2 separate regions of the Mus musculus genome follow, and region 2 is linked to region 1. The links are chromatin loops, found by intact Hi-C in ENCODE. Cell type or tissue: gastrocnemius. All regions are shown on one strand. Links, peaks and the distances in the headings refer to the core of each region. The heading gives the core; the rest is flanking DNA.

Evidence for each region. A loop is a pair of places that touch in the nucleus more often than their neighbours do. Peaks named below come from ENCODE experiments on the same cell type or tissue, not always from the same donor. Only the 100,000 strongest peaks of a DNase experiment are listed, where the experiment ranks them.
Region 2: it touches region 1 in a loop (7-fold over the local background); 25 of 42 quality-filtered maps call a loop at or near these places.

What each region holds. Positions count from the first base shown.
Region 1 is chr5:35,588,844-35,604,870 of GRCm38, forward strand. Acox3 (acyl-Coenzyme A oxidase 3, pristanoyl) reads left to right here. Exons shown (of 19, transcript NM_030721.3): 4 at 1-9; 5 at 333-407; 6 at 851-940; 7 at 3,233-3,376; 8 at 5,467-5,555; 9 at 9,472-9,568; 10 at 10,849-11,031; 11 at 12,660-12,782; 12 at 14,078-14,198; 13 at 15,771-15,893. Among named protein-coding and RNA genes, the nearest start is that of 4931431C16Rik, 8.1 kb to the left of the region's middle. In gastrocnemius, for the core only: no CTCF peak of the experiment used is centred there; a DNase peak (open chromatin) is centred at 7,080.
Region 2 is chr5:35,672,762-35,688,788 of GRCm38, forward strand. It overlaps Htra3 (HtrA serine peptidase 3), which reads right to left and starts at 7,019. Exons shown (of 9, transcript NM_030127.3): 1 at 6,183-7,019. The coding sequence starts at 6,585. In gastrocnemius, for the core only: a CTCF peak has its summit at 8,398 (motif pointing left); DNase peaks (open chromatin) are centred at 6,592, 6,715 and 8,407; H3K4me3 peaks cover 1,243 bases; H3K27ac peaks cover 1,720 bases.

The DNA of each region.
Region 1 (16,027 bases), core at 4,129-9,128:
CACATGTTGGTGAGTGTGTGGCAGAGGGCAGGGGACCCATGTCCACACAGGCCCACCACACACATCAGACACAAACCACAGCCCCGTGGCTCTTAAAATGTACAGCTTTTAAGATTCAGTGACAAGATCAGATTCTCAGCTTTTGGTGTAAATTTGCACCTGTGCATTCTCGGATTAAATATGTTTATTCAGAATGTACAGTCCAATAGGAAGAGGCGTGTGGGGTATGTGTGGGGTGTGTATAGAGTGTGTGTCGGAGGGTAGGTGTGGGGTATGCCTGCCCAGAGGCAGGAGCAGCAGCACCCACCTCTGACCCGTGTGTTACCTTTCAGGTTTTTGGAACCACAGTTTTCGTTTCTGGTTCTGAGAAGCATTTCAAGTACCTTGAGAAGATCTATAGCCTGGAGGTAAGTTGGCCATGTGAGCTGTGAGCCCAGTGCCTTCACCATACTTAGCCGTGGACAGGGCAGGCCACAGGAGAGACCTGAGGGTGGGGGCAGGCCCTGCTCATAGGAGGGCTCTCGGGCTGGTGTTTTTCCTTGCCCACCCTGCCTGCCTGTGGTCTTAGCTTTCCTGTCTGACTGAATACCCCTGTGGCCTCCTCTGACTATAAAGATTTTTGCAGCCTGTGCTCAACATAGCATAGGTTATGGCATCTATGCCAGTAGGTGGGAGTGGTATCCATGCGATGGGATGTCTCAGTCGTGCCATAGTCTGGCTGTGTAGGGAGGGAGAGGTGTGGCTGGGCTCCTGGCTTTAGTCCTCTAGGGCATAGAGGCAAGGTCCCTGTAGGATCACACACACAAGAACACACTTCTTACCTGGCATCTCTGTGTGCTTTGACATTTAGATTTTTGGCTGTTTTGCTCTCACCGAACTGAGTCATGGGAGTAATACCAAGGCCATGCGAACGACAGCTCACTATGATCCTGATACTCAGGTAAGTTCTGGATTCCCCTGGGCCCTGGGTGGATGGAACACAGGAAATGTAAACGAACAATAGTTAATCAAGAATGCTGTCCCCTTACACATTCTCATTAAAGAGGCCAACTGAAAGCATGCCTTGTACTGAGGCATAAAGTTTTTACCTTCCACACTGAGCAAATGGGTATGGGAACTCATAGAGAGTCAGATACTCTGTGGGTCTTGCTGCTCTTGTGGATCATTGGCTGATTCAGTCCGTGAGAGCAGAGGGAACAGAGATGGGGTTTCAGAAGCCTGTGAGTGTATTCAGTGAAAGACCACACTGGCACCAGCGATCAGGAGACAGAGCAACTTGTATTAGGATGATTCAAGGCTTATAAAGTTTTGGGGAACTGAGGCTAGGTGCCAGTGACCAGCCTCAGTTTGAGGAGTGGTCCCTGAGAGAAGCGATGTTTGAGAGCAGTGGAAAAAAAAATGTGAAGTCAATCCTGAGGTGCAAGCTGACAGCCTGTGATTTGCTCAAGACAACTTTCCAGAAAGCCCTCTACTTGAGGCAGCTGTCTCTTGCTAGAAAAAAAAAATCTAAAATCTCTCTGAATAACTCATCTCTTGCAGACAAAAAGGCCAGTCTTTTATTTACATATCAATTCAGTTGTTTACCCCAGGTTCCCCTTTGATTATTCTATGAATCAGCATTCCCTGACCCCAGACCCCTGATTCTTAGAAAAAGACAGCAATATATTAATTTTCCTTTTTCCCCCTTAACGTTGCAAATGAATTCAGAGATCTGCCTGCCTTTATAAGCACAGACAATAAGCTAGCTGGGTGGAATCTTGCTCTGAGATACCCATTCCTACCATGCCTGGGTCTAACCTTGCTCTCTCCCAGGCTGACCTTGAACTCAGGAATATGCCTGCCTTTGTAAGCACAAGCAATAAATTTAGCTGGGTGGGATCTTGCTCTTTAATCATTTCCTAAATGTCTTTTTAAAAATTATTTATTTATTTTTATGTATATGAGTACACAGTAGCTGTCTTCAGACACATCAGAAGAGGGCATCGGATCCCATTATGGATGTGAGACACCAAGTGGTTGCTGGGAATTGAACTCAGGACCTCTGGAAGAGCAGTCAGTGTTCTTAACCACTGAGCCATCTCACCAGCCCCCTAAATCTCTTTATCTCCTTTCTTAATATCTTTCTGACAAGTTGGCTCAGAGTGCAGCTGCCTTTGTTCTTTTAGGTTCATGAAGCTCCTTATACAATTCATATTGCATCCTTATATTTTGGATACTTGAGAAATTATATATTCTTGAACTTAGGTTTTTCAGAGTTCTTTCCCACAGCCTTAAGGGCAGTCCTGATGGTCACAGCATTCTACCATTTTGCTAAGACATTAGAAACACCCTTGCCTCCTGGACTTGTGCTGTCTCTGATTATCATGGTTAGTGTTGAATGGAGTGTGGAAGCCTCCTTCCCCCACTTGCCTGAGGACTATGTCCCTCTGCCACTTTCTGTCACATGCTGAGGGGGGAGGCTCACCTCTCCTGTTAACTGGTGTGTGATAGAGAGCTCTATGTTCAGAAAATTAAGCTCAGCGTTCAGCGCTTGCACACTGTCCATTTGTCCACGTGGCTGGCTGTGGACCCTGGCCTGGGCTGATGTAGTGGAGCTGGAGAGGACCATACAATGCAATCCTGCTAGGGCAGGACCACCATGCAGGCTGTCATACCTGTCAGCACATAGCCCCCCCCCCCCCCCGCCCCGAAACTTTCTTGCCTGCTTCTTGACAAAGACTTTTATCTTGGACTTTCTGATTCCTTGACCCTGTCTGCTCCCATTGTACTTTGGTGCCTGTGGCTTTTGTGGGACTTGTGGGAAGCCTGCACTGGCCTTTGGCCGCTGGCCGAGGACAGTGCCCCATGGCCTTACCTTAGGTTGGGGGGTGGGGGTGGGGGCAATTAATTGCTGACTCAGCAGAACTTGACCTTGCAGGCAGCATGCATTAGCAGTCAGAAGGGGATATGGCAAAAGGTCAAGCAGACTCTACTGGCAGTGTAGCCAGTATCAGACTCTATTGGTGACAGCCAGCTGTTCACTGTGTGGGACTGAACCTCACTTTCCATTTCCTCTGTAAGGTGATCCTGAAACAAACATAAAGTCAGCTTGGCCCACACAGGAAATACAGTGCTCAGTCCATTTTCACTGTTGGCTCCGAGGCTTGGAGCGCAGGGGTTGGCCTGCTGTGGAGGGAAAGCCATTCTCTGGTCCCCGCTGCTGATGGCAAGGATACTAATCTCCCCTTCACAGGAATTCATCTTACATTCCCCGGATTTCGAGGCTGCCAAATTTTGGGTGGGCAACCTGGGCAAGACGGCAACTCATGCGGTGGTGTTTGCCCAACTGTACATGCCAGACGGCCAGTGCCACGGGCTGCATTCCTTCCTGGTGCAGGTAAGACCTGGGCGGGGCTGGCGCGGATGGACAGTTAGCCTGTAGCCACATGCCCTGTCTGCCTTCGGGAGATGCTTGTACTGAGTCTCAGCTTCCTGCAGGCTTCCTGCAGCACGCTTTAGTTCCAGCCCGCAGGGACACAGTCCTGCTAGAGTCTCTGTGAGCGATGCACAGAGCTCCCAACAGGCCTGTCTTTACACAGGCACACATCTTTACACAGGACACCTCAGGGACACCGCACCATCCCCCTCCAGCTGATGCCTGTGCTGCCCTGCAGGGATATGCTTGAATATACATGCAGTCCCTGTGAGGGCCAGAAGAGGGCGTGAGATGCCCTAGAACCGGAAGCACTGCCAGTTGCCTGATGTCAGTGCTGGGAACCAAACCTGTGTTCTCCGCAGGAACTACTACTCCATCCCTCCGGCCACCACTGCTTGTGGGTTTTTGTCGGATCTTCTGAAAAACGCCGCCAACTGCTTTTACCCTGCTGGTTGTCCCTCCTATTTTAGCTCTCTGTTGCTGTGACAGAATCCCTAACACAACAGCCTCAAAGACAGAAAGGTCTGTTCTAGTTTAGCTTCTGACGGCTCAGTCCATAGTGTCCTGACTAGTGCTACTAGGGGCCTGAGGCAGCCCAGGTACCCTGGTGTGGCAGTCCAGATGTGGCAGCCCAGGTGTGGCTGAGTAAGCTGTGACTGGGGACAAAGTAAGAAGTAACAGAATGGACCAGTGTCTCAGTAGCCCCTTAAAGGACACGCTCTCAATGGCCTGATTTCCTCACACCCGTGCCCCACCTCCCCACGGCACTATTGGCTGAAGCCCAGACCTTTGACCTTGAGGACCAGGATCTAAACCTTGACACTTCCTGGTCGTCATCAGTCTCTCTCCAACTGTCTGGGTTTTATGGCATTTATTTTAAAAGGTTTAAGAGAAGTTTGTGTTTAAATTTTTACCTAGCTTTACTGCAGGATTTTTTAAAAAATTAAAAGATGCTTTATGGCTGAGTTTTAACCTCAATATTACATACATGTTTTTACTAAAAATTATATATTATATATATTTTTTCAATAAAAATCAGATACACAAAACAAAAGCTAGTAGCTCTTACAAAGAGCTAAGTTCCAAATGCTTAGATTCAACCCCCCACCCCCCGTCCCTGTTTTCTTCCCTTGCTTCTGGAGTTTGGACCCAAGGTCGCCCACATGCTAAGCACATACTGTACCCTGGGCTCTTCTCTCAGCCTCCAGATCTCCTCGCCTCAGTGCGTCTGGCCTCCAGACCTGTGTTGTCTGGGTGGGTCAGTGGCAGCTGTGGTCCTCGCTGTTGTCTATCACTTAGAATAACAGTATCTCTAGACACTGTCCTCAGCCCACTGATGGGGAGGGAGGCAGTGGGGCCTCTGCCTTCAGGTTGGCGATCCTGCTTTAATGTGGCATGAAACCTGCTTTTTCACAGTGCCCCTAGGTCAGGAGTCTACAACCAGTCGTGCCTGTGTTCCTGTAGGGAATGCTTAGTGGACACCCATTAGGGGAGATGAGATCGGCATAGCTTGCCCTGACTGTCTTTCCCACAGCACATATGTGCTCAGCTAATAGTGTCATAATACTGGGAGCCCACTGCAGGTCCTCTCTCTTAAGGTGTGAACAGTGTCACACCATAGCCAGAACTAAAACAGGGAAGCCACACGCTGCTAAACCTGCAGTCATGAATCAGGGTGCTCTCTGATAGCCCAGGAAACTCCATCTTACCTGCCCCAGCTCCTGGCTTCCCTCACTGGTAGCCATGCCATGCCAGCTTCTGCCCACCCCCGCCACCCCTCCTTTCTATTAAACTTCTCTTTTGTTAGGACTCTTACCATGGATTTATGGCACATCTAGGAATCAAGATGATCTTGTGTTGAGCTCTCTGCCCCATGACAGCTGCAGAGGTCTGTTTTCCACAGAAGGCCCCATCTCTAGACCTGGGCACATCACTTCAGGGGACCCAGTATGACTCAGAGCTATTCAGAGTCACCCCTGTCAGCTTGTCTGGACATGCTTTCTTGTGTGCTGACAGACTTACCTAGCCATTATTCCTGTGGCTCTGTGCAGATCCGTGACACGAAGACCCTGCTTCCCATGACGGGGGTGATGGTCGGTGACATTGGGAAGAAGCTGGGGCAGAATGGCCTGGATAATGGGTGAGTGTCATCGGCCTCACGAGACCAATGCTACCTCTTTGGGGCTCTGGGATTGTTCCTAAGCCACAGGCTGGAGTGGGCTGCTGGTGTCACACCCTCTCTGGAGTGCAGGCTCCTCAGGGCCTGGCATGGATGTGGCAGGTACCAGTGGGGTGCTTGTTTGAGCAGCAGCCATTGTGTGCTTAAGCCGCTGTTCCCAGAGGTTCGCCTTGCCCTCACACTCCACGGGTCTCTCAGGGTGTGACTCTCCCAGCTCTCAGGTCAGACTAGAGGTGCCCTCTGCTTCCTGGGGAGACCACAGGCTTGGAGGTGCCCGACAGTGTAGGGCTTTCCTTCCTCTGTGAGGACTCTTAGTGATCAGCCTTAGTGGTCTGCCATGGAACCAGCCATGATATCTGCTTAGAGTCCCCAAGTCAGTAATTGGCAAAGTTGCTGGACATGTGATAGTGAGCGAGGTGTTTTTGACTCATCCTAGAGCCGCTTGGGAACAGTGTTGACCTGCAGCACTGCGCACTGTGTACTCAGATGGGAGTGAAGACCTTGGGCTGGACCTTAACTGGGCTGAGGGCCCATGGTCAGCGGGCCACCTGCATGGCCTGAGGTTTATAGTGTACCAGGTGAAGGCCACCCAGCAGGGGAGGTCTCACTCTCATCTCTATTATTTCTTAGTCCAGCTTTCATGCTTACCCCTCAAGGGACCTGCTGAACAGCCTAGGTGGCCTTCCTGCCTTCCTCTGGGTCAGTGTGTGCAGGCTCCACCCAGCTCTAAGCTACCTGGCCTGGTGCACTTAGGCTCCTCTCTTCCAACGAGATAACTCACGACTATGGAAGTGGCCAAAATAGGGTGTTCCCAAGCATTGTGTGCTATGCTGAGTTAAGTATGTTTGCCCATCTCAGTTCTGTGTGTATTTGGGCTCTTAGAGTCACCTCAAGCAACTGCTGTTCCTCCAGAGAGAGAATCCTGACCCGGGCCAGGAGCTTCCCAGGCTCTGATGGACTCTTCTGTCTAGCATCACCAGAAGGCTGGGCAGGGCCAGGGGAAGTCTCAAGCCTCCTTAGTCTTCAGTCAGTAATAGCGTGGAGGGGGCTAGAAGCACCAATACCTAGCAGTCCGACCTTAAGGAGAAGGATCAGGGCTCAGAAATCACAGAGCTGCCATCTTCTCTGTTGAAGGGCTCTGTGTGCAGCCTGGCAGGTACCCTCAGCTTGTGCTGGTTGCTCATTAAAGCCATTAGAGTAAGTTTGGGACATCACAGAGAGCTTGTATTTGGCCCCATCACAGCAGCACCTGTCTTTAAAGAATGGATTGTCTCCTGGGATACATCGCCCAGGCACCAAGTCCCACTTACAGGAGCCCCAACTTGTAGGTGTAGCAAAGGCCTAGCTGAGAGTCACCATGGGCACACTGTGGGGCAGCCTGAATCGCTGTTCCAGAAAGCAGAGGCCAGGCTGATCTTGAGTTCTCAGACCTAAGGCTTTAAGCAGACTAAACGACTAAGCTTCTTGCCTGCACTGACCACAGGCAGCCAGCAGAGGGCGCCAGAGCTCCAGAGCTGAGTGGCTGCTCTGCCTCAGCTCCAGGAGCAGCATTGTAAGTTAGTGAACTTTTAGACTGGGGACAGGTTCTGAGTTAATTTTTGTTGTTTTGAAACCTGTCAGGACTGTTTAGGAATCCAGAGCAGAGTCAGCTGCATGGATCACTTTCAACCAAACGTTCTAATGATAAGGATCTTTCCCCGGGGACACTGAGCCCAACCTCAATGTGCCCACAGTACTTTTCATGATGAGGCCGGGCTTTGGGCCTGGGGAGTCCTCCTTGACAAGGCTGAGAGGGAGCCCCAGAATGAGCATCGGCACCAGGTGGGAATCGGCTGGTGGCTGCTGGAGGGGCCTCCAGGGAAGGAAGTTGCAGCAGGAGACTGGGGTGGGAGTTATTGCAACACACACTCTCCCTCTACATCCTTCCAACACGTCTGTCACATTCAATCCATATGCCTCAAGTTGTATACATAACCCGTGTCATCCACACTGCTTCCATACCACGTGCCTCGTCATACAGCTATCCCATGTCACTGTCCTGTAATTCATTTATAGACACACACATACCCTGAAGCCTCCGAAGGCTCCCCCGTTTATATACCCCCATATACATATACCTACTTGAACCTCTGAATGCCCCATGTCACACACACATCCCAAGCCACACGTGTGTGCAGATGCCTTGTGCTACACACTCCCTGTGTCTGTCACACTTTGCTGTACACACATCCCCTGATCCCCGGAGACCAAAATCATAGTGTGCCAAATAGCTCACCAGCTGGACCCAACTGACTGTTCTGTGGATATAAAAGTGACCCAAAGATGATCTGAGAGACTTACGCTAGAGCAGAGACTTGAGAAGCACAAGTGTGCTCAGACTCATTCTACCTCGGTGGCAAAGAAGGGTGAAGATTTTCCACTCCTTAAAAAGAGTGCTTTCCATTGACAACATTGTACTTGAAAAGCATTCCTTGGCTTTCAAGTAAACAGTTAGAGCACCTCGGTTTTGGCACCCAGGCTGGGTTTCCTTAAAAATGGGGCATTGTGTGCAGCCTGCAGGCTGGGTGTGGGCCACGTGGCCCCCAGACACAGTGTGCCGTTAGCTGGGTGTGCTGTGTTAAGATTCTGCCACCCCAAGGCTCTTGTGAGCCCTGTTATGTCGGTACTGGGAAGGGCTGCGGTGTCTTCTCCAGGAAATGGTCTTTGGGGGATGACTCTGTCACCTTGGAGGACCATTCTTCACCATCACCTCTGTTCCTGGTCACTAAGGGCTTGGTAGGGACCAGGTGCTGTGGACTTGTAAGAAAAATACGACAGCTCTAACAATCCGTGGGCAGGAGAGTGATTCACTGGGAAACAGGGACAATTGAGTGCTTACTCTGAATAGGGCTACCCTGGAGAGGGGTCTGCCTCTGCATCTTTGCAGGATGGACAGAAAATCCCATCACACCCACCTGGTGGTCCCGAGTAGGATGTGTCCCTTTTGAAATACTTCCGCTTTCCCCTGCTGTTTAATGAGCAACTCAAGTGGAGCCAGGCTGCTGTCAGCCGGAGCCTGCAGGAGGTCAGACTCAGGTGAGGAGCGAGGAGCCGCAGGATGTGGCAGCACAAGGTGGCTGCTGTCAACTGACTAGGCTGTCTGAGTTTGCATAGTGTTTTAGCCACTAGCCACACTGCCTATCGGAACCATTGAGACTTTTCAATGGTTTACTTTGCAGTTGACCTCGTTCAAGCTTCTTCCTTAATCCATTACAAAACCTCTTGGATTGTCAGTGCCCAGGGTCCATGCAACACCCGTTAGACCCTTTCCTAGCTGCTCGGGGAGAGACTGGACTACAGGCTCTTTGATTCCACTTAGCATTTTATTTGTTTGTTTGTTGTTTTTGTTTTTTTCAAGACAGGGTTTTACTGTGTAGCCCTGGCTGTTCTGGATGGAACTCACACTAGACCAGGCTGGCCTCAAACTTGTAAAGATCTACTGCCTCTGCCTCCCGAGTGTTGGGACTAAAGGTGTACTCTACCACAGCCAGCTTGACTTAGCGTTTGAAACCGCCGTCAGCTGACTGTAGCGCTCTGCACTGGGGCTCAGAGGTGCCTAGCTTTAGAACCAGCTCCTGTCCTCCTGTCAGCAGTGTGTGACCCTTGCTGTGCACAGGCAGGCGGTGGGCATGTGGAGCTTCTCTTTGCCAGCGACATGAGGGCACATCTGTCCCAGGAGATAAAGGGGGGGCAGTGATGGCCGTCAATGGCCCCATCACACTCACACCCTTGTTTTGGGGGGTGACGTTACCTTAAGCTGCTCTTGGGGAGAGGGAGAAAGCCCAGAGAGGCTCCTGGAGGGCTTGCATGATAGAAGCCCACCTTCTCTCCTGCACAGATTCGCCATGTTCAACAAAGTTCGAATTCCTCGCCAGAACCTGCTGGACAGGACTGGGAATATCACCTCTGAGGGCACTTACAACAGCCCCTTTAAGGTACCAGTGGGCTGTGGGCATTCGCAGGCAGAACTTCCCACGTGTCTGTTCCTGTGGTGTTGAAAACCACCCCAGGAGCAGCTGGCCCTGTGGCTACCACACAGCTCTCTTGGTTGGGTTTGGTGTCCTCAGCAGAGAAGGGACTTAGCCACAGTGCTGGTGGGCAAGCGTGGCCTGGGTCTGGCAGCATTTTCTGGCTATGCCTGGATATCCATGACTGCTTGGGCCAGGGGCTGCTCTCCCACAGCATACAGAGGAAAACTGTCTTCGATAGTATTGCTGTGATAGGACACCACGATCGAGGCGACTTACAAAAGGGAGTGTTTAAGTTGGAACGCGTGGTTTCAAAAGGTTAGAGTCTGAGGTGGCAGAGGGAAGGCGTGGCAGCAGGAGCAGCTTGGGGCTCACATCTTGACTCATAAGACAGAGAGGCACACTGGGCACAGTGAGAGTTTTTTGAAATCCCAAAGCCTGCCCCGCTTTGACACTTCTAGCAAGGCCATCCTTCCCAAACAGTTCCACTGACAGTATTCAAACACAGGAGCCAATGGGGGCCACTTTTTTTTTTTTTTTTTGGTTTTCAAGACAGGGTTTCTCTGTGTAGCCCTGGCTGTCCTGGAACTCACTTTGTAGACCAGGCTGGCCTCGAACTCAGAAATCCGCCTGCCTCTGCCTCTTGAGTGCTGGGATTAAAAGCGTGCGCCACTGCGCCCGGCTGGGGGCCACTTTCATTCATAGTCCCACAGAAGGGTCACGTGGGCTAACCAGTTGTGATTATAACTGAGAGTGTTAAGATTGTAGGTGGAGATGAACGATGGGGTAGCCCACAGTTCTGGAGTGGTGAGCACACAGACAGACAGCAGGGACCAGGAAGCAAGGACACCAGGCTGTCCCAGAGCCCCACAGAGCGGCCTGAGCCCAGCTTCTGTCAAACCTAGTGAAAGGCAGAATAGATGTGGAGTTGACACCGAAGGCTGGAACACAGCTCCCGGGAGCTCGGCAGCTGGGGTCCAAGGAGCCGATGCCCCAGATGAGTGCCTAGGGGACACAGAGTCCCATGCTGGAACACACTTGCCTCTGGTGCCCAACTAGGAAAAGGCAGGGCACAGCACCCTCAGGTGGCCCAAGAAGAAGAGCTTACCTTCTCAAAGCTCCTCCCTCCTTGGGCAGCTGGAAGCCCTCTCTTCCCAGTTCATCTGGGTGTATGCCTTCTTCTTTGGGACATTCTCTGAGTCTGCACAACATCTGACTGATGGGTGACACCCGTCTTTCTTCCCCAGGATGTCCGGCAGCGTTTGGGCGCATCATTGGGCAGCCTGTCCTCAGGACGCATCTCCATCATCAGCATGTCTGTGGTCAACCTGAAGCTGGCCGTGTCCATAGCCATCCGGTTCTCGGCCACACGGTGTCAGTTTGGACCCACGGATAAGGAAGAGATTCCTGTCCTTGAATATCCACTGCAGGTACTGGCCGTCTGCATCATCTTCTGCTTTGTGCTCCTTCTTGGCCCCCGGGAGTTGGTGAGAGATCTCAGGGACTGCCCTAAGAACAGGACAGTGGGCAAGAGAGCACCTTCCAGGCTCCAGGACCTTGGGGTGGCTTTAATTAAAGAGGTGTACTATACTCAAAAGGAGGTACATGGGAGGAGGAGAGCCAGGACGCTGGTGGCAGGAATGAGCCTGCTGAATGTGCAGATGAGGTCACCCTGCTTTGGCAGGGGAGACTGTTCTGGATCAGGCTACAGTCTTTGACTCGTCTGTCCCATCCCTAAGAAATGACCCCGAGGAAACCATTTCTGGAAGCAGCAAGTGAGCGCAGCCCTTTAAACACTATGGCATTTAAAGCAGCAGAAGGGACACCCAGCCTTGCACGCATCCTCAAAGGCAGCAAAGGGACATAGCATAGAGGCCATGGGTGGAAAGGGGCGTGCCAGCCACCTCCTGTGCTCCTCAGCCGGAGGAGCTCACTGCATGTCCTGCTCCGGTGCCCTTTGCAGCGAGAGGCAGTCACGGCCCCCCTTTATGGACACAAGGGAAGGTCACGTTGGTGACCTGGTTGCTATATCTGGCCTAGGCCTTGTGCCGAGTGCTGCATAAGTACTGCTTTCTGAGTGACAGTCAGAGGGAATGAGGCAGAATCACCCTTTCCTTCACTTCTGCCTCACGCTGGCAGTGAGCTCTTCCTGCTTAGGAAGTGAAACGTAGTCTCTCACCGTGCCTGGGTGGCTCATGCGCCCTGTTGTCATCCTTGTTCCTCATGGTGACAACATATGGACTACTCTGAGTGCCCAGGGTAATCCAATGGTTAAGCAGCTCCAACCCAAGTCCTCGCTGGTGCTGCCACTGCCTAAGGGGCTGCGTGCCGTGTGCTGATGAGTTGGCACGTGGCAACAACTGACAGCCATGGTGGGGGCTCACTGGGTCCCTTTCAGGCTCCACCTGTTTTCCTCCAACCCATTCATCTCTCCATCCATTTGTCACCCAGAAGTGGGTGTATGCCATGCGTCTCGGGTGCTAGTGTGTGAGTCCCCCCACCCCAGGGTGATTGGTCACCTTTCACAGGTTCTAGAAATACGGTGCCAGGGCTGAAGAGATGGCTTGGTGGTTTAAAGCACTCTCCTCTTCTCCCCTCCCTTCTCCTCTCCTCCCTTCTCCTCTCCTCTCCTCTCCTTTCCTCTCCTCTCCTCTCCTCTCCTCTCCTCTCCTCTCCTCTCCTCTCCTCTCCTCTCCTCTCCTCTCCTCTCCTCTCCTCTCCTCTCCTCTCCTCTCCTCTCCTCTTCCAGAGGACCTAGGTTTGATTCTCAGCACCCACATGGTACCTTACAACCATCTGTAACTTCAGCTCCTGGAGAATCTGACACTTTCTTGTGACCTCCCTGAACCCCAGGCACACAGGAAATGCATATATGTAATACATGCAGGCAAAACATTCATACACATTAAATAAATTATTATTTAAAAATAGCGCCTGTCTGGGACTACATTGGCACCAGGTATTCTTCATTCCTAAGGAAGCTGACTCCAGGTTCCCGTAGTCAGGCCCAGAGAGCCAGCCACTCTGGGTATCTGTTGTGTGTCTTGTTTCCCCCTAGCAATGGCGCATACTTCCGTACCTGGCGGCTGCCTATGCCTTGGACCACTTCTCTAAGACAATCTTCATGGACTTGATAGAGGTGCAGAGTGCCCGGCTCAGGGGAGACCACAGCGACCAGCAGGTGAGGCATCTGTGTTGCTCTTGCCAAGGTTGAGCAGCCCTGTTTCGGCACTGAGGCCGAACAAAAAGCAGCTGGCTGTGGGAACAGAGCCTGGGTGAATTCCTTTAGCTGTCCCCCAGCTTGGGGCTTGGGGCTTGCCCAATGACTTGCAGTTTGGGCTGTGTCCATCACCCCATATCTGGGGGATGTGCTGGCCGAGCAGAACTCCCAGCTCCTTCTGAGAGCGTTATGGTGTTCACACTCCGCATAGCCACCCTCAGAGGATGCCTCAGCTCTTCTTGTTGTTTCATAAACAACCCCATAGAGGCTTGAATCCTCTCTCTGAGTTGACAGCCCAGGATTTGTGCCAGAAGTGAGCACGCAGCTCCACCAGGTCAGCTGCTCTGCCCAAGGACATCCATTGCTGGCTTCTCTATAGGTAGCCTACAGGTTGGTGTTTGGCCTCTCCTTATGCTACCCACCCCAAGTGGAAATCAGATGTCAATCAAAAGGCATAGGTCTGGAAGCAGGTTAGTGCTGCAGACTGGGGCTGCGTACTCTGTCTTAAAGCAACTGACAGATGAGCTGCACTGAGATGCCTAGCGCAGATCTGGAACAAGGGCTGGAGCATCACACATGTTGGCACGGAGCCCTTGAGAGGAACAGGCTATTGAGGGATGCTGCTGAAATGAAGGGGCAAACATGCTTCCCCTAGCAGGTCTATGACCTGCCTGCTGACAACACAGTTCTCCTGTTTCTCTTCTTTCTGAAACCCTGTGGTGAAACCCAGCCAGTCACCATGCCAGCTGGAACTCTCCTTCCTTGAGACGGATACTGCTGGCTAAACGGATCGTGTTGTGTAGCAGGCACTGTACCCAATGAGGTAGAGGAGAGGATGCACATGAAACAGATGTGAGCTTCAGGAACGAAGGCCCAGTGGTGCCAAGCCATCACTGAACATCTGCACGGCCATGGTCCTCACGGCAGCACTGGCTTCAGTGCTGTACCCGTCGGTGCCCCTGCTGACCTCTCTGCAGATAGATGGTCATGTTCACTGCATACCCATGAACTTGGTAGGAGCCAAGTCTAGTAGGCGTTCTCCAGTAGACCGTGCCTGCGATGGATATGCTGCCGAGATGGCTTGTTTCCATGCCGTGAACCTGTGCGATGGAGCACTTCCACCTCCGCTCTGTTCTGTGCTTCCTTGCTCCTCATCATAGCTGGGCTTCCTTTCTGTTGACACTAGTGCTGAGGCCGGGGCCTGACTCGCAGTGCCAGTTGGTCTTCACCTCTTCTCACTGGGTTCTCCCCCACAGGCAGAACTCGGACGTGAGATCCATGCTCTGGCATCGGCTGGCAAGCCTCTAGCCTCATGGACAGCCCAGCGGGGTATCCAGGAGTGCCGTGAGGCGTGTGGGGGACATGGCTACCTGGCCAGTAAGTTTGGGTTAGTCTGGGGAGTTTCTCCTCCTCAGTCCTCCCATGGGCCACTGGGCCAGGGTCCCACAAAGTGCAGCCTGCTTTTCTGATAAGGCTTTATTGGGACACAGCTGTACACACTCAGGCACACACTTCCTCTCAGTCAGACCCACTAGGCATGCACCTAATATGTGACTGTGAGTACATGGTCAGGTCAGTGTCTGGTGTGATCTCCATGGCAACTGGGCAGGTCACCCTCATTACACCTTCATGGTCAGGTCGGTGTCTGGTGTGGCCTCCATGGTAACAGGGAAGGTTACTCTCACTATACCCTAAGCTTTCTTATTAGAGGAAGATAGAATTATATGCCCAACATATAGGTTTTTCCAAGGAGTCAGTGCATATAAATGGTTAGAGGACCTGGCCTGTAGCAGTATATAGATAGTACCCATCATAAATGATTAATAATAACTGGCTGCCCACTGCTGCTGCAAACAGCGTAGAACCGCCGACCCGTTAGTGGCTAAAGAGATGATTCCGGCTCCTGCAGGCAGTGCATGCTGCCGTGAGAGTCTGGATTTGATGCTCCCAGTAGCCTGGCTGAGCCACTCAGTGTGCTCTGGCCTAGCCTCTACTCCCCGACATGCTGTGTCTTACTGGCACGAGCTCGCCATGGTCATATCTGAGTTATTTGCTTGCGTGTTTTTGTCCTTTCTGCAGTGTTCTTGGTAGAGCTTCTATTTGTTGTTATAACTCATAGAAACACATAGACACTGTTAGCTTTGTTCTGACTTAAAACAGAATAAGGAAGTTGCATCTTGAAGTACTGTAGACACAAACGTGCCTGACCCACAGCTCACAACTTAACCAGTAAGGATGCAGAGACAGTCAACAGCAATGTAAAGAACCACACACATCAAGGTTCGATGTCAGCTCTCTGGAGCAGAAAGGGGCCGGATTGGCTCCTCTCCCTGCTGGCTCCTCCATCCTCCTCAAAGAGAATGTTTTCTGTCAGAAGAGGAAGGCTGAGAGGCTGGTCAGGACAGCTCACCTCAGGCAGGCCCTGGGCCAAGCACATCAGGTGAAGTGAACTCAGGCCCTAGCTGCTCATGTAGCAGGAGAGTCGTGTCAACATGACTGACATCTCAGAGTTGGAAATTGCCTTTTAAAGCCTTCATTTAGCTATAGGAGTGTAGCCCCATGACCTATCTCTGGTTCTCACACTTGGCAGGCTGTGTGGCTCTCTCTCTCTCTCTCTGTGTGTGTGTGTGTGTGTGTGTGTGTGTGTGTGTGTGTGTGTGTGTGTGTGAGAGAGAGAGAGAGAGAGAGAGAGAGAGAGAGAGAGAGAGAGAGCGAGCTGTTAATACCAACAGGCAGGAAGGTGACAATCCTCACTGCCACCAACTCTGCTGAATGTTCATGTGTCATCCCAAAGCCTTCCTTCCGTAAGGATGATGCAGAGGCACAGCCAGCACATGTAGGCCAAGGGAGCAGGGAGGCAAGAGAGCACTTCCTGTCCCCTGCTGGGTGGGGCTATGGGAGGGGCGCCTCTCAGAGCATCCTGAGTGACGCTGTGGTGGATTTTTACAGTGAACCGGTTTGGTGACCTCAGAAACGACAACGACCCAAACTGTACCTATGAAGGTGACAACAATGTCCTGCTGCAGCAGACCAGCAACTACCTGCTCAGCCTCCTGGAGCCTCCTCTCCAAGGTAGGCACCTCTGAGGGAGGCTGAGCTCAGCAGGGCGCAGTATGCTCTCAGGCTTTGGGAGATCCAAGCTTGTGGTCAGGTGTGTTCTCAAGCCAGACATGGTAGCGCAGCCCCATAATCTAAATAGCCTGGGA
Region 2 (16,027 bases), core at 6,094-11,093, 86 kb after region 1:
TCATTCCAGGGGGAGGGTCTGCCTGACCTTCAAGACCTTGTCAGCCAGGACTCTGCATGGTGGGCAACTGGGGGAGGTGTCAAGACCTGCAGCAAGGGCCCTGCTTTCAGCTGGCTCCCCATGCCCAGGACCACAGAAAAACCAGAGATGCTATACATGGCCCCATTCTGCAGACCAGAGCCATGCTTGGTTCACCCAAGCCCAGCAGTGACTAGCACAGGCAGGCAGCCCCCATGTGCTCCCTGGAAAGAGGAAAGAAGATGATACAGCCACCAGCCAGAACCCTGCTCAGCCTGGCAATCAGCTTGAAACTCCCTACCTCAGAACACCAGCCATGGCCCAGAAAACTAAGACTGGGTATGAGCGCCATCCTAGAATGGCAGGCCTAGCCCTGCTTCAGGTCAGGGAGCCCCAAAGAGTGACAGGCATGGCCCTTTAATCCAGCCCCAGCCTCAGATGAGTCACCGTGAGTCACACAGAGGGCCCCAAGCCCCCACCACAGGCTTCCCACATGAACTGGCCTGGCTGGGCCAGGAAACAGCTCTGTTTATTTGGGGTTTCTTAACAGCCCCACCCCCATGCCAGGCCGAGCCAAGTTCTGAAGGCCGTAGTCTCAGCACACCCAGCTGTTGGCTCTAGTTTCTTGTTTTTTGTTGTTTTTCAAAAATAAACGGCATCTGAAGGCCCGGAAGTTTTGCTTAGCAGCCTGACCCAGAGCACAGCGGTCAGAGCTAGGTGTCTAGGGCCTTGAGAAGAAAGGCGGACTATAAGAAGTAGCCCTGGGAGGGAAGATGACCTCAGGGCTCCATTTCCAACACACATGCCCTGACAGTAGATGACCCTCAAGCAGGGTGCTGCGGTAGCTCTGGACAGTCACAATGGCCATGGAAGAGATGGGGAAAGAAAGGCACAGAATGAGAAAATGAATGACAAAGACATACTACAGGGGCACCCTACACCATCCCTGAGGCTGTTCACTACATGGTCCCATCATCGTGATTAACAGAGATCCAAACCCATATGTCCCGGAGTGCATGAGCCCAGCCAGCACACTTGACACACATAGGAGCCTGATTCTGATACCCATGACTCTTCAATGGTGTTTCCTAACAGAAAGACCCCACACTGGGAGACAGCCATGGCATCCCTCCCTGGATCATCAGCCAGCTGTGATTAGAAATGTGCAGGCTTGGTATTGTGTGAGGCCTAATGGGGGTCGCCAAGTAAATCTAAAGACGGCATGTGTTTCCTGTGCAAATGGGAATAGGAAAGTGAAGGCAGCATTGAGCGTCCCGCATGGGCCAGTTTTTCCTGCCCCTCCTCACTCAGCCACAGGTGGAGGGGCATTCTGTAAGTGGAGTTAGGAAGCTCTGTGAACTGAGAATAGCCTCCCAGCACAGCCGTGAGCAGGCAGCACCTCCTCTGGGAGTTGGCTCAACCAGCAGAGCCTGGAATTTCACAGCCAGAGGCGCCTGGCTGGTCCCAAGCCAAACACAGGTCAAGGATCTCCTGGAAGCTAACCAACTGTTATACATTCCCAAGGAGCGGCATGGAGCTCAGATGTGCCTAGGTTGAGGCTGTGTGCTTTGGGCAGGTCACCTGATCTCTCTCAGCCTTGTTTCCCAACCTAGACAGCAACCAAAGTATCAGCCGTGGGGAACCCAGTGAACCTGACTCTGGGCCTGGTGCCCTATGTCTGGGGTGCTGTGTGTGGTGCCTTGCACCTGGGCTGGTGCCCTGATCTGTGGCTGTGAGTGCTGTGCAGTATGTATGCTCCAGGCTGGGCAGCTGCCCTCCTCTATCTTCCAACCCCTAGGCACGACCTGGGTCTGAGGGCCACAGACCGCAACACAGTGCCTGGGTATGACAGATGGATCTTAAGCTAATGTATGTGGCCAGGGGACATGGGTCACTTAGGGACAGGCAAGCTTTTAAAAGAAGAAAAAACAGTGATCTGATCAGTCCCCCAGGCAGGCAAGCTGCAGCAGGGCTGGAGCTTTAGGGGCTGTGTGCTCCACTCTCTCTGCTTGCTTCCAGGGCCAGCCCATCCTGGGTACCAAGTACTGAGGGTACTCTAGAGCAGTGGTTCTCAACCATTGGGTCACGACCTTGTTGGGGTCACATATCAGACAGCTTGCCTATCAGATATTCACATTATGATCCTTAACAGTAGCAAAATTATGGCTATGAAGTAGCAACAAAAATAATTTTATAGTTGGGGTCACCACAACATGAGGAATTGTATTAAAGGGTTGCAGCATTAGAACGGTTGAGAAGTATTGCTCTAGAGAGGCCCTCAGTGAGGGAACAAGTGTGACTTTTGACCTTGGCCTTGAAGAATGGAGGATTGGCACATATGACAAAGGGACTGTGTGTGCAAAGACAAGTAGCATTCAGGTTCTAGAGCCTCAGCTGGAGGTGTATGTGGCCTGCAGGCCATGCTGGTCCCATGGATATACAGGCACAGCTTTCAGTGCCCATGTCTGGCCATGCTTGTGCAGCCCCCAGGAACAGGGTCTTGTGACTGCACTGTTTCTCATAACCCATTCACCAGTGTCCTCCAGGATGGCCACCATTTCATGGGGCTCAAGCACTGTGGTACATCAGATCGGCAATACCAGAGCTTGGGGCAAGCTCTCCCTTACTTTGAGAGTCCTAGGGTGGCACACCACAGCATCAGAACCTGTCTTTATAAGATACCCCAACATCATTCCCTATGATGAACTCCTAAAGGCTTCAGAGGTTGTGGGAGGAGTCTGAGACACCTGACCCTAGGAACTCTTGGGGTCACCTCCCTCAAAGCCCCAGGCTGTAGCTGTCCTGCCCAGTCTGCTGTGACATCTGCATAGGTTTGGATCTGCATAGGTCTGGGGCCTACAGTGAAGGCCAGGAAGGCTGCCTGCCTCATTGCCTTCAGAGCTCCTATAGTCCAGTGAACACACACAGACTCTTGATGGTGTAGGACATGGGTGGTTATCATTCTGTCTAGGTAGTATTATCCTCACAGAGCCCCATGGATGCCCTGGAGGTGGATGAAGAAAGAGATATGGCTGGGACAGAGCTTCTGAACTCACAGGTCATGGCGCTCCTCCTTGTATCAGGTTATAAACACACAATCCTATCAGGCATCAAATAAATGCAGGAAGCCACTGGAACCCTCCAAATCCCCCCACACAGCCATGCCACTGACCAGTTCTGCTGTCCCAGCAGGCAGAGGGACAGATACAAGACACTTCTTCTTGCCTGGTTAGTCTCTCATGCTCAACTCCGAGGAAGCTGCTAAGAGGAGGGAACACAAAAGCCAACCAAAGTCCTTAAATAAACAGGCTGGGAGAGGCTGTTAGGCCTTGCACATTAAAAGCTGCCTATTAAATCTGTGTGAGAATTTCCCAGGGCTCCCAGCACTGAGCCCCAGTAACATGTGCGTATCTATCACTACCAAGGGGCTGTGGGACATTGAATCTGGGGAGCCAGCAGGCAGCTAGCCAGCCACCTGTAAGCAGACCCTTGAGTGCAGGTCACACTAGCAAAGGGACCCTTCTCTTGAAAATGCTTTTCTAACATGCAGGTGGGACCAAACATCTTCCATCAAACCCAATGGAACCATTTAACAGGCTCCAAGAGAACTACAGGGACCCATGGGCCCAGACATTTATATAACTACTGTGTGCAACCAGGTGCTGTATCCACCCCTGCCATGAGGCCCAGAGTGAACAAGAAGCAGAGAGAACAGAAAGGTCAATAGACAGGGGTACAGATTTAGCAATGAAGCACAGTGGTTAGGAAAGCCAGCTCAGGGTGGTAGGACATCTGAGCCCAGGAAGAGGAACCCTGCTACGTGAAGGATGAAGGGGCAATTATGGCCAGTGGTAAGAGGATGTGCAAAGGCACTGATGTAGGAGGGAGGGAAAACAGTAAGGTGGCCAGAAGATGAGAAGGTCGCAGAAGATGGTAGTGGAAGTGTGTGTGTGTGTGTGTGTGTGTGTGTGTGTGTGTGTGTGTGTGTGTGTGCATGTGTATGTGTGTTGACATAAATAGGGCCTGAGAGTCCCGGTAAGTGTGTGTGTGTGTGGGGGGGGGGGGAGTTGTGGAGGGAGTCTTGTTGGTAGCATGCAGGACAAACTGGCCAGGGTTACCTGGCTACCAGGTGAAGTGATGCAGGAGGATTAGAAATGTGGAAGCCAGCTAAAGTCAGAGCTGGCCTGGTCTCCCTCTCCTATCTGATCTGTTCTGAGACCCCGCTACAGCAGCCTCCTGCTCAGACATGGCCCGCAAGTGGGACTCATCAGCTCTCTCTGTGCCCGGCACATGCATGAGTTCAGAGCATCTGGGCATGGTGGTTTGTGCTCAGGCTGATTAGTGAGTGCGGTGACAGTGGACATGAGGCAGTGACAGGTGTGTGGACAGAGGCTAAGACCTCTGTCCTGGGGCAATGCTGTCAGCTGAGCTGGGAGGAAGAATTGGAGACAGTTCAGCTGCTACCATCGCTGGGCAGTATTTAACAACAAAGAACTGGGCCAGTCTCATCTGCATGGGGCGAGTCTGGCACTCACACCAGCGTGTGAAACTTCTGAGCATCTGTGGATAGCAGCCTAAGTGAACGATGTCCCTGGAGTAGGCAGAACCCGGAACATTCAGGTCAAAGTGGGCAATGGACAGGTGTCAGGCTCAAGGCCATTGGCTCTGTCTAGCTATAACCATCCTGACAGGACTGAATGAAGACATTGTGAAGGACCCTTGTGCCGGAACCCTCTGGCTATCAGACTACTGAGACAGTGATGAGCCCTGAGAAACTGGGATTTTCCCAGGAAGCTCATGCTGGGAGGAGGTAGGAAGCTGTAGAGATGCATCAGGCCGGCAGGTAGCTATGGGTCAAGGATGGGTGGGAGCTGCCTGGTCAAGTATACCTCTGTCCCTCTATTTAAACATAAATCTCATGTCAGGACCCCTAGATGGACTTGGGAGGAGTGTCGCTGGACTCTTTCACCCCTTTCCCCCATGTGGCCACATTGCTTTAATTGACCCTTTGAGGATGGATGGCAGACCCTGGCGTGTGAACATCTCTGATAATATGTCCTTCCTCTTTGGCTGCAGTACCCGACAACTCCTTGGCAGCTTGTGTTTTGATGGTGGCCAGCGCGCTCTAGATCAGATCTTGGTCTCTGCTCTGCCCAAGCCTCTCCACTCTCCCCCATCCTTGCCAGGGAGCCCCATTTACTGTCCCAACTCAACACCTCTCTTGGGAGGTGGCTCATAGACCCAGCACAGGAAGTAATGCTGAGACTCAGCATCTGTTGTCCCCTGGCTACATATTCCTTGCAGGGGCTTCTCCCAGGCCTGACACCAGATCGCTCATAGTCAGGTACCCAGAACACAATGAAGCGATCAACTGAGGACAGTGGGTCTCTGAAGCCTAAGATCCTGCCAATAGCCACAGGAATCCTGCCATTCTTAGTGATGGATGCCTGCCTGATCCTCAGACTGACATTCTCCTCTCTCTCCATAGCTCTGTGCCCTCCACAGTCTAGAAGTCTCGAGGGTACCAGAAGGTCTGCTTTATGCCATGCACTGATACACTGTTTCCAGTTAGGGACAGTCAGGCCAGAAAAGATTTTTTTCTTACAAATGGCTCAATCTGTAAAGAACAATTCCATTCTTACTGGTTTCTGCCCAGAACCTGATGTTAATAGTATCTGTCACATGGGAGAGCAGAGAAGAGTACACCAAACACAACCATGAAGGGAGCAGAGTAATGCAGGTGCCTGGCCACCCTGAAAACCCTCTGCCTCTCAGACAGCCAGGCCCAAGACAGGCACACAGAACCAGCACCCAGCACAGCCTGACAGAAGAAAACAGAGCAGGAATTGAAGACAGAGACCAGGAAAAGATTGCTTGACGCTCGTTCCCTTGTAAGTCACTGGAGGACTCTAAGAAACAGGAGTGTGGCTGGGTCAGAGCCTCACAGCCCACCAGACGCTACCAGGCTGCCACACTAGAGTTTAAGTCTAACTTTTTGTGACTTTGGGGACAGCATTTATCTCTTGGGGACCTCAGTTTCCCCATCTAGAAAGCCAGAGGGTTGTGTGAACTATTCTTAAAAGGCTGCCTAGTGGAAGTGGACAGATTCCCCTGGACCTCAGTTTCCTCAGAGTAAGGCTTTTTTGATTCCTGGTGGAGCTTACCAGAGGGACAGGCACCCTTCTGCAGCTGGCGCACTGGAGTCCCGGAGACCTGCAACGCACGACGGCTGGCGGCCTGCAGCGCGCACACGTCGGCATAAGTATGCCCGTCTGTGCCACACACAGTGTGGGTCCAACGGCAGCGGCACACGCCGCGCACGCACTCCAGACTGTCCCCGCACGGAGAGTCCAGGGGGCGGCCGCAGGGCTCGCCCTCGCTGGCAGCGCACACCAGGCAGCAGTTGCAGAGGTCAGGCACATAGCCCCCAGGGCAGCGAGGGCTCGGACAGCGCGACACGTCGCAGCGCGCAGGACACGGAGCCGCTGGGGGCTCCCGGGCCAGAGCCAACACAGCCAGCGTGGCCAGAATGGCCAGCGTGGCGGGGAGCAGCGCGCGCGCCTGCATCGCGGAGAGGCGGCGGCGCAAGACCCGCGGGGATACCGAGGCCCGAACCGCTCAGGCGCACTCTGGCCCGGAGCGCAAACAGGGCATGGTGTGGGGACTGACCCGGGCCTCTCTCAGCCGAGCTTCAGCAGGCGCTTAAAGGCCAAGACAGTCTGCCCTCGCTGGAAGGGGCGGCCCTGCCCGCCGCCAGCCCCGCCCCTGCCCCACGGGACCCCGCCCCGGCTGGTGGGGACCCACCCGGAGCCTCCTGCTCCCCGCTTGCCTGGTGTGCACTTTGGGTGACAGGTCTGCCGGCCCAGAATGAGGGTCTGGGAAAGGGGAGCTGCTTCGGAATACTCCAGTCCTAGCCAGGGACCTGACCGCAACCCCAGAGACATGAACAAGTCCAAATTCTGTCCCTAGCTCTCCTTCACAGAGGAACCCCTACTCTACTTGAGCAGCCAAGCTCAGCAAGGCCCCAAACCTAGACCCCTCCTGCTCTGCATCACTCCACCGGGCAACATTGGAGCGGATACTTAGAAAGCAGCCAGGTGCTCCCTTCCTCCCATCTTCAGCTGGAGGGGGGCCATCTGCCTTGGATCTATTCTGGGCTCTCTCAGATCTAGAACTCTGGTTGCTGCCTGTTGTCCTTCTGTTTCTTCTACAAGGATTACTGAGCACCTCCTACCTCAGAGTCGTTGGAAGTGCCAGGACACCAGGCAGTACCAGGACACCAGGCAGTGCAGGAACAGAAAGCACCTGCTCAACTTTCCCCAACACTTTGGTGCCTCCTCATGCAATCACCAAGCTACTTCAGACCCAGGACAGGTAGCAGGGTACAGGAGGTCAAGTTGCTAGTGGCTGGAGCTTCAGGAGTCAGAGGACCCAACAGAGCCTCCCTGGGAGGTGGCCCTAGACTGAATGAATCCGTTGTTCCAGGGGCTGGAGAACCTGGTGTGCAACTCTGGAGGGAAAGAAAGCATAGTAGAGTAGCTTGGCAGGAAGCTGTTACCTTCTGCAGTTTCTCAACAGCACTGGAAACAGGTAGCACACTGGAGGGTGTGTGGTGTGGTGTGGTATGGTGACACCTCTGCTTCCATGAGTTGATAAAGCCACACATACCTTGGATGGATGTTGGTGGAGGGCAGAGGAGGAAGGCCTGGGGAGCAGTCTGGTTCCAGGTCTGGGAAAAGCCCAGTAGCCAGGAAGCAGAGTGGCCTCATCAGACTGAGTTGTTTGGGAAAAAAGGAAGTGGGGTTCCAGGTGTGAGCACTCACCTAGTAGAGGTGGTAGTGTATGTGTGTGTGGTGTATTGGGGGGGGGGTAGTGATGTTGTGGTGTTGTGTGTGAGGAGGGGGAAAGCATTACTTTCTCTTAACAGAAGTGCAGGCCAGGTCTCCCTCCGGACTTCTCCAATGCAGATGGGGAAATGATGCAAACAAGGTTTTGCTCTACCGTGTATGTCATGGCAAGCTGTTCCACATGTTTGAGTAGGTTCCCTGTGCCCTCCTACCCCTGGGGTGAGTGTGGGGGCCTCAGAGTGAGGCTGGAAAATGACAGTGAGTTACAGGTTTCACTCACATTCGCTTTGTCCGAGGTCTCGAGTCCAACTTTTTCCCTCTGGGTCACATCATCCTCCCTGGTCACCTGACCTGACCCTTACTATGGCTGCATAAATGCTTTCAGTCACCTGTACAGAAGGGAAGCCGAGGCTTGGAATTAAAGGATAGACACAGCTGTAGCCTCGCTTCTAAGAGGGAGTCCATTCCAGGCTCTGTCTTTGTTCTGGAAGCTTCCAGGGAGTCTTGTGCAAAGGCAGGGCAGTGGCTCCCCCTGCTGCCTTAGCCCTTTACAGTTTCTCACTCAGTCACAGGGACACCTTGGGCCTCTCTCTGGAGTCTGAGTGACCCCAGGCCTTTGATCTGCAAGGGCCTGGCATCTCCTATGTAGTCCACCAGGGTAGGGGCAGCTCTTCCTACTCTCAGGACAGAAAGAGGCATCAGACACTTGACAGCCTTTGTCATCCAACAGTGTGAGTGGGCTCTGGCCTGACTCTTCCCTGATGCCCACTCTCTAACTGTGGTGGGTGGCTGGCTTGACCCATCCAGCCCCATCAGCCTGTGTTTTTCCCCTTTCCATGTACTGCAGTTCTTCACCATGAACCAGCATAGAGCTGGTTGCAGCTAGGGTGTACCAGGGTCTGCCTCCCTCCTGGGCACCCCAGACTGTCCTTCTGACTTGGCCATAGTAGAACAACAGAGCCAGACTTTGGCTTCCAGACTTTTATGCCTGACCCTTGCTTCAGCCCAGAGTCATGTCAGATGAGGTCATAGTTAACATGGCTTTGGGACCTCGAAGATCATCCCTGGCCACACATGGCATGTGATAAGGTTCCTCAGCTCATGTTAGTGAGTGACTCACAGGGTGGGCCCTGCTTGGGTGATGATATAAGACATTGTCTACAGCCCCTCCTTTGGGAACTCCCTCATGGGGGTGCTGAGAAGGGCAGAAGCAGCCGCTAGCTGTTCCTAGGAGCTCTATGAAGGAGGGGTGTGATCATCTTTGACCAGTTATTGTTAATCCCAAAAATGAGAGGAGAAAGACCACCTACCCAAATGCAAACAATTGATTAGAACAGGCTTTTTAACTCATGGACATGGGATGTCTTCCCCTAAAGGTGGGGTTCAAGAGGTCAGCATTGGACATGAGGAAGATTAGGTTTTTATAGTCCAGGGCTAGGGATTTCCAAATGAGGGATTTTCCAGGCAAAGTAGGTGGGCTTACAAAGGCAGACCGTTACAAGGTGGTCTTAAGAAGATACCAAAGTAGTCCTAACAACCCTTTGAAACAAAGGTAAGGTTGTAAGATGGCCTTTACAACTTTTTGAAACCAAGACATGATTGACATTCCTGGAACAGGCAAAACAGAATCATTCGTAGTTAAGGTTGCAGGTGGACCATGCATAGCCCAATCCTTAAGAAACGATGGTTTAATCATAAACAAGAAGGAGCCTAGCTTGTCTTTACTATAAGATGGCTTTCAAGTCTAAGATGGAGTCAGGCTGGTTCATCGTGTTGAGTCTCTATATGAACTGCTGCCCACTGCAAAAAGAAGCTTCAGTGAGAGCTGCACTCACATTATGGTTAGGAACATAAATATTTAGAAGGCAATTTTACCATATGCCCACTCAACAAAACAATCTAGGGTCTACGAATGCTCCAGCCTTGGACTTTTAACCATGTTTACAGTATCAGGCATGGATTCCCTCTTGTGGAACAGGCTTCCGATCCAATCAGAAACAGCTAGTAACTTCTATTAGCAGCCATGCCACTGTTGTGAGCACACCTTGTCTGGATTGCGGCATGCAGGGATGGTTTCAGGGTAAGACTACCCATGTCTCTTCCCACCCACCCCAGCAACCCGAAGGCCACCTTGTAGCATTCTGAAAGCTAGTCATCAGGGAGGAAGCTTTCTAGTCAGTTCCAAGTTGATTTCTCTAGATCCTGCCCCTGAGATGTATGGTGTCTCCAGCAATACGGTCTTACCATTCAATGATGGTATAAACTCAAGAACACTGTCAATAGCCTGTGCTGCTTTGGGAGCCTCTGAGGCATTCCCTGGCCGACAACTCATAGGGAGGCATCCCACTCCTGGTACTAAAATTTTCACTTGATAATCTGTATTTTCTAAGAGCACCATTGCTCACCTATTCAGGGTACCTCCATTCAAACATTAAAAAATATATTTAAAATGAGCTTTCCAAAGTGGGTTTCCATAACGATTTCTCACATCTCCTTAGTTTCCATTAACCCTACCCACTCATCCCTCTCTCATTTTTCTCACCCCATCCCTCCCCATCCATCCCTCCCCACCCAGTCTCATCCCTGGTTAAGCATTTAACCTTTAGTACACAAATATCTATTTGCATATACAACTCCCCTTTTTAAAGTGTGTGACTAGTCATTTTGGGCATCTTCATATAAATACACAACTACCATCACAGTTAATTTTAGAATATTTTCATTATGACAGGACCCCAGACCTGCAAGCTGACACTGGCCACCTCCTTGGCCCCTGGTCTTATCTCTGTGAATTAGCTAGCTGCTCTGAGTTTTCCCCATGAATAGGATTATATTACCTGTGGTCATCTGTCTGCCTCCTCTCCCAGAGCCTCATGTGTTTGCTCATCAGCACTGTGGGATCAGGAATCAGAATGTCTCCATTCCTTTGCAAGGCTGAATAATATTCCATTGCATGTCTCAACCACACATGTCTGTACATTCTTCTGCCGACGGATGGATTTTTCCTCTCACTTTTCAGTTATCATGAGAAAATGCTGCCATGGACATTCCTGTGTGAAGTCTTACGTGGGCTAATGTTCTTGATTCTCTTGAGAGCGTACCTAGGAGTGGAATGACTAAGCCATGTAGTAATGTCATGCTTGACCATTTAAGGAACCACCAGGCTTTTCCACATCTGTACCACTTTCCACCCAAACCACGAGGCTCCATTTACCCCAAATCCTCAACAACTCTTGGTATTTTTCCATTAAAAAAGACAACAAAACAAAAAAATCTTTTGTTGCCATTCTAGTAGCTATGACATGGGGCCTCCTTGTGGTTTTGATTTACGTTTTCCAGGGAGAAGACAACACCACATGTCTTCTGAATGCCTTTGGACATTTGAGAGAGATGTCTGTTTTATTCACTGGTAAGTTTGGTGATACAGGTATTTAATCCCAGAGCTCAGGAGGGCTTTGAGTTATCTATTCATTCTCGTTGTTTGATCAGCCATGACCATGGCTCCTTTGGTTTCTTTAGGAGCTTCCTGGCTTTATCTCTTGCTTTTGGGTTCACTATTGGTTTTGAGCAAGGGCTTATGGTGTGAGGTAAGAGATCCAGCTTCATCTGGTTGTATGCAGGTATCTGGTTTCCCCAGCACATTTGGACCAACACTATTCTTTCCCACTGGCTGGTCTTGGCACCGTCTTTGCTCCCTGACACCTGCTCCTTGACCCTCTACAGCAGTTGTGATAGGTTCACTTCTAGGATGCTACAGGCCTGGGCCTCCACCACTTCAGCCATAGACATATGTTCATCCTTCCTTGGGTGGCTGAGACTTAGTGTGTAGGCTTCCAGCAGGCTCATGTAAGTCCTCTGCCTTCCTTTTCCTCCTCTCTCTTCCTCTCTGGAGAACTCTGAGCAGCTTCTCTCCCCTGCCACCCCAAATCCCAAGGAGAAGCTTACCAATTGCCAGTTGCCTCCACCCTGGCAGAGTGCCCTTCCTCTCAGCAGTGACTCTGTGGTGACTTCTCTGCTTCTTTAGCCCTCTAAACCTGCCCTCTCTGAGATGCTCCACTGGGGCCCCCACATTGCTTTCTTCCTGGCTTCTATGTCCTTTAGTTTAAAAACATTATTTACACTGTTAATCTCGTTAGCTTTCTCCCAGTTAAATTTGCTCTTGGCAAGTTCACACATTTATATAAGGCTTCCTGATGACTTCCAGTCCCGTCTCTGTTTTCCTTCGCTCACCCCTGTCAGCTTCCCTCCTCCTACAGGTCCCCTTTCCACTTTCATGTCTTCTTGTTTAGTGACACACTGAGTTTAACAAGGGCCATCTGTGTGAACATGGGGAAGTGTCTATTGGTGAGCTTATCAGTGAGTCCACAACTGAACACTAATCCCCATTCCCAGATCTGTTAGAGCCAACAACTGAACAGGGAGAATATTAATTAAAAAAAAATCTTTTTGAGTCTGAGGATGGCGACCAACTTGACAATCCTGTGCCTCAGTCTCTCCAGTGTTGAGGATGTTGGTGTGAGCCACCATATCTGGCTACTTTTGATCAACAAATCCCTGTAGCATATGACGACACTTCTTTCTGTGTGAACAGTGTGTTAACACAGTCATTGCCTCACCCCCTGCTGCTTCCTGATAAGATATTTGAAGCCACCATTGGCCATTTGAAATCTACAATGCTGTTAACTGCTGGTAAAGGTCTCAGGATCCCCTACTTCCTGTGTATCTGTGGGTGCTTAAACCAGCATGGCTTTGTCCCCTGCCTCTCAATCCCCAGGCTTTGTCACCACCTTCTGTTCTCTGACGTGATGACATCAGCCTCCTTAGAGCCCCTGAGTGACATCAGGCCATCCTTGTCCTCCTGTGCCCAGCTTTCCCTTCAGTTGTCCAGGTTCCTCTATGACAGGATTTCCTCCTTTGTGGCTGAAGAGTATTCTGTTGTGTGTCCCCACACATCTGCTTTACTTGCCTGTCGATGGACACTGCACTTATCCCCGTTCCTGTAAATGGTGGACAGTGCTTCAAGAATATAGGACTAAAGATACCTTCAGGGAAGAAACAGAAGCCCAGATTGCTTCTTGGACAGCACCACAGACCTCCTCTCTTCATTTTGAATGTGTCTACACACTCACATGCACACACACACACACACACACACACACACACACACACACACCCCTCCATCCTCAGATTCCTTGGTGTGCCTTAGGCTACCTCACCTGCTCTATGCAGCTATAGAAACTCCAGCCTTCACCCCACTGCCTCTTCTGGGATGTGGGATCTGGTCTATGTTCTGCCATGCTCATAGACATTCTATATGGCTGTTTCCTCTCCAGCCCACTTCACCTTCTCTGCCACATCCAAAGGCTGCATGCAAGGTGCATGGGGCCGCCTTGCACCTGCCCCAGCAATGCCACTGTGTTCCAGACTCTCCATTCTGGGTTAATTGTAGAGTTTTTCAAAAGTTGAACCAATAACCCAAAGAAAGATGTCCCTGTGCTGAGCACCCCGGATACCAAGGAGGCTGTGCCTTTGAAGGGAGATTGGGAATTGATGCCTTCATGAGGATGAGCCCTCGGACAGCATTAGTGGCCTTCCAAGTGGAAGGGAAGGGTCCTGAGCCAGTCGTTTGCTCTGTCTCGTCATGGCGTGCCCAGTGCACATCACAGCATAGCACAAGACCTCAGCAGACACCACTGGCACACCTTTGAAGCACTAGCCTCTGAAGCTGGGAACCAACCAGCCTCGTTAACGTGGCCACTGTCACATGTTCGGCCACAGTCTCTGAATATGGATTAAGTCATCTCCCTCCAGGCCTCCCTCACCCTTCCTCTCCCTTCCACATGCCAATCTCAGTGTGCCTCAGTGTCTTCCAGCACTTGTCCTAAGAGCATGCATGACCTCTCTCATACTCCCAGTGACACTGGTCACAGGCCAACTCAGGCCTGCTTCTGTGGAGCCAGGAGCTGAAATGAGGTGAGGGGTCAGACAGGCTTAATCTGGACCCCAGTCTGGACTGAACACTGCTTGCTGTCACCGAGGCCTCTGCCACAGAGGCACTGCTTGTGTCAGCAGGGGCTCCTCTCTGGGGGAGGGGAGAGTAGGGACTAGGCCTGACCACCCTCTTCCCTGCCCTGTATGCTTCATCCTGCAGGCCAGACACATGGAGCCTGAACAGAGAGAATTAAAGATCAAGGAAGGGGAGCCTCCAGCCTCCATTGAGTGGGGGACCAAGCTGGCTCCCAGGATTCAGACTCCTGCTTAAGAGCCAAGGGCTCCAGGCCCAGTCAGGGGTTTGTGTGGAAGTAGGGTGGACAACCCCATGCTCAGCGTGGAGCATGGTAGAATACCTACTTCTGGAAGAGGGTGACATGGGCATACCATCTACCACTGTCATCCCCTGGGATGACTTGGTGGCATCTGGAGCTTCAGACCCAGTGCCCTATTGACCTTATGTGCCCCAGCATGATGTGGTCAATGACAAACTCCATAGGCTGTGACATGGTGGGGCAATTGCTCCCGCCAGCAGACTGTGCTGGCAGCGGCAGCAGGGCTATGAGGCCCCCGTCAGCCTCAGCCTGTAATTTTCATGTTCAGTGGGCAGGAAACTCCAGCCACACAGCTGCTGTGGCTGCCCTGCCAGAGAGGGCCCCTTGCCTGCAGGGCTCAGGCTGGGGTCACCACAAGCCCTCACGGTGGCTATGTGCAGACACAGCACAGGCAGCGAGTGACTTCACCTCAAAGGCATCTCCTTCCCACAAGCCCTGCCTGAGGTCCCCATGACTGGCTCATGCTGTGGACAAGCTCTGAAGTCTTCTGGGAACCTTAGCTCAGATCCTTCCCTCCCTCTGTGTCTGCTATGGCTCCCCAGTGACTAGTTCTCTACTTCTTAGCTCCATGAGGGTCCTCCAGTGATCTCTCTTGTCCTTTGCTCCTGTGTGATACCCTTCACTGTCTTTACTTGGGGCTCTTCTCCACCTTCATGATTTGGTCTTGGCAGTGACTCCCTAACTCCCAGTGACAGACATAGTCCCTGGACCTACATGGCCCTGGGCTCCCCTGAAGAAATCAGGTCAACCTGCAATGTTCTAGCTATCACAGCCCCACTGTCATCTAACCTTTGTCTGTACTTGTCTATATTTGCAACCCTCCTTCCAATGGCATGTCCCCACTCCTGGTGATTCTCAGAACTCAGGACATGTTGCCCTGTGGCTTGTCTGGGCCACACAGAACAGTCAAGGCTGAGCCCCATGTATGTATGGCAGCAGGATGGTGTTGTAGCTTGTCAAAAGACCCCCACTCACACAAAGACCACAGAGATCGCCATCGTTGCAAAACACATGTCGATTTTACTTATCCAACATGTTGGGGAACCCCCTCTCAGCACGCGGGCCAGAGGAGAGACCCAGAACAAAGAAAGAACACACTTTTTCTTAGGCACCAGAGTAGTTTGGCTTATTTTAATTGGTGTAGCCAATAACCTTTTTAGACATTTGTTGGTTTGTATAGGGTGACTCTCATTTTGTCTATCCTTGAGGTTTTTAGTGTGAGGCAAGGCAGGGGAATTGTTAATCTTGTTTCGGAAGCTTAGTAATTTTGACCGTTAAAACTATGTTTTTATATTTGTTTAGTCAACCAGCTTTTTATCTGACTCTGTACTTGTCCTGCTAGTATAGTTTTGAAAGTCCTTTTGAAGGGGGAAGGTACTGGTTAGTCTTGAATTTATTTTGGATATTACAGTGGCTGTTCCTGAGAAGGGTGAAGGTAGGGGAGCTGAGGTGTGAGTGCGGATGGCACTAGCTCCTCATGGTGTGGCATCTGGGAGGTGCTGTGGGGAACACTGACCTTACTCCCTGCTGCTCTGAGTGCTATGGAGGGGGGTGTAGGGAGTGGGAGTGGGGTGATGGCAGAGAGCTAAGGAGCAGGGCTTCTTACGTGACACAAATGTGACCCCATCAAATTGGAAGGAACCCAATACTGCCTACAGGGGCTCAGCCTTCAAGATGGTAGGCAAGCAGGGGCTCTTCTGGCTGCAACATGGGGAGAAGGAAGGGCAGCAGGGACCCCAGGCATCAGTGTACCTCTGGGGACTTGCTTGCACAATAGCTGAACTGAAGTTGACTGTGGTGGGCAGAGCTCTGGGCTATGATCCAGGTCAGATCTTC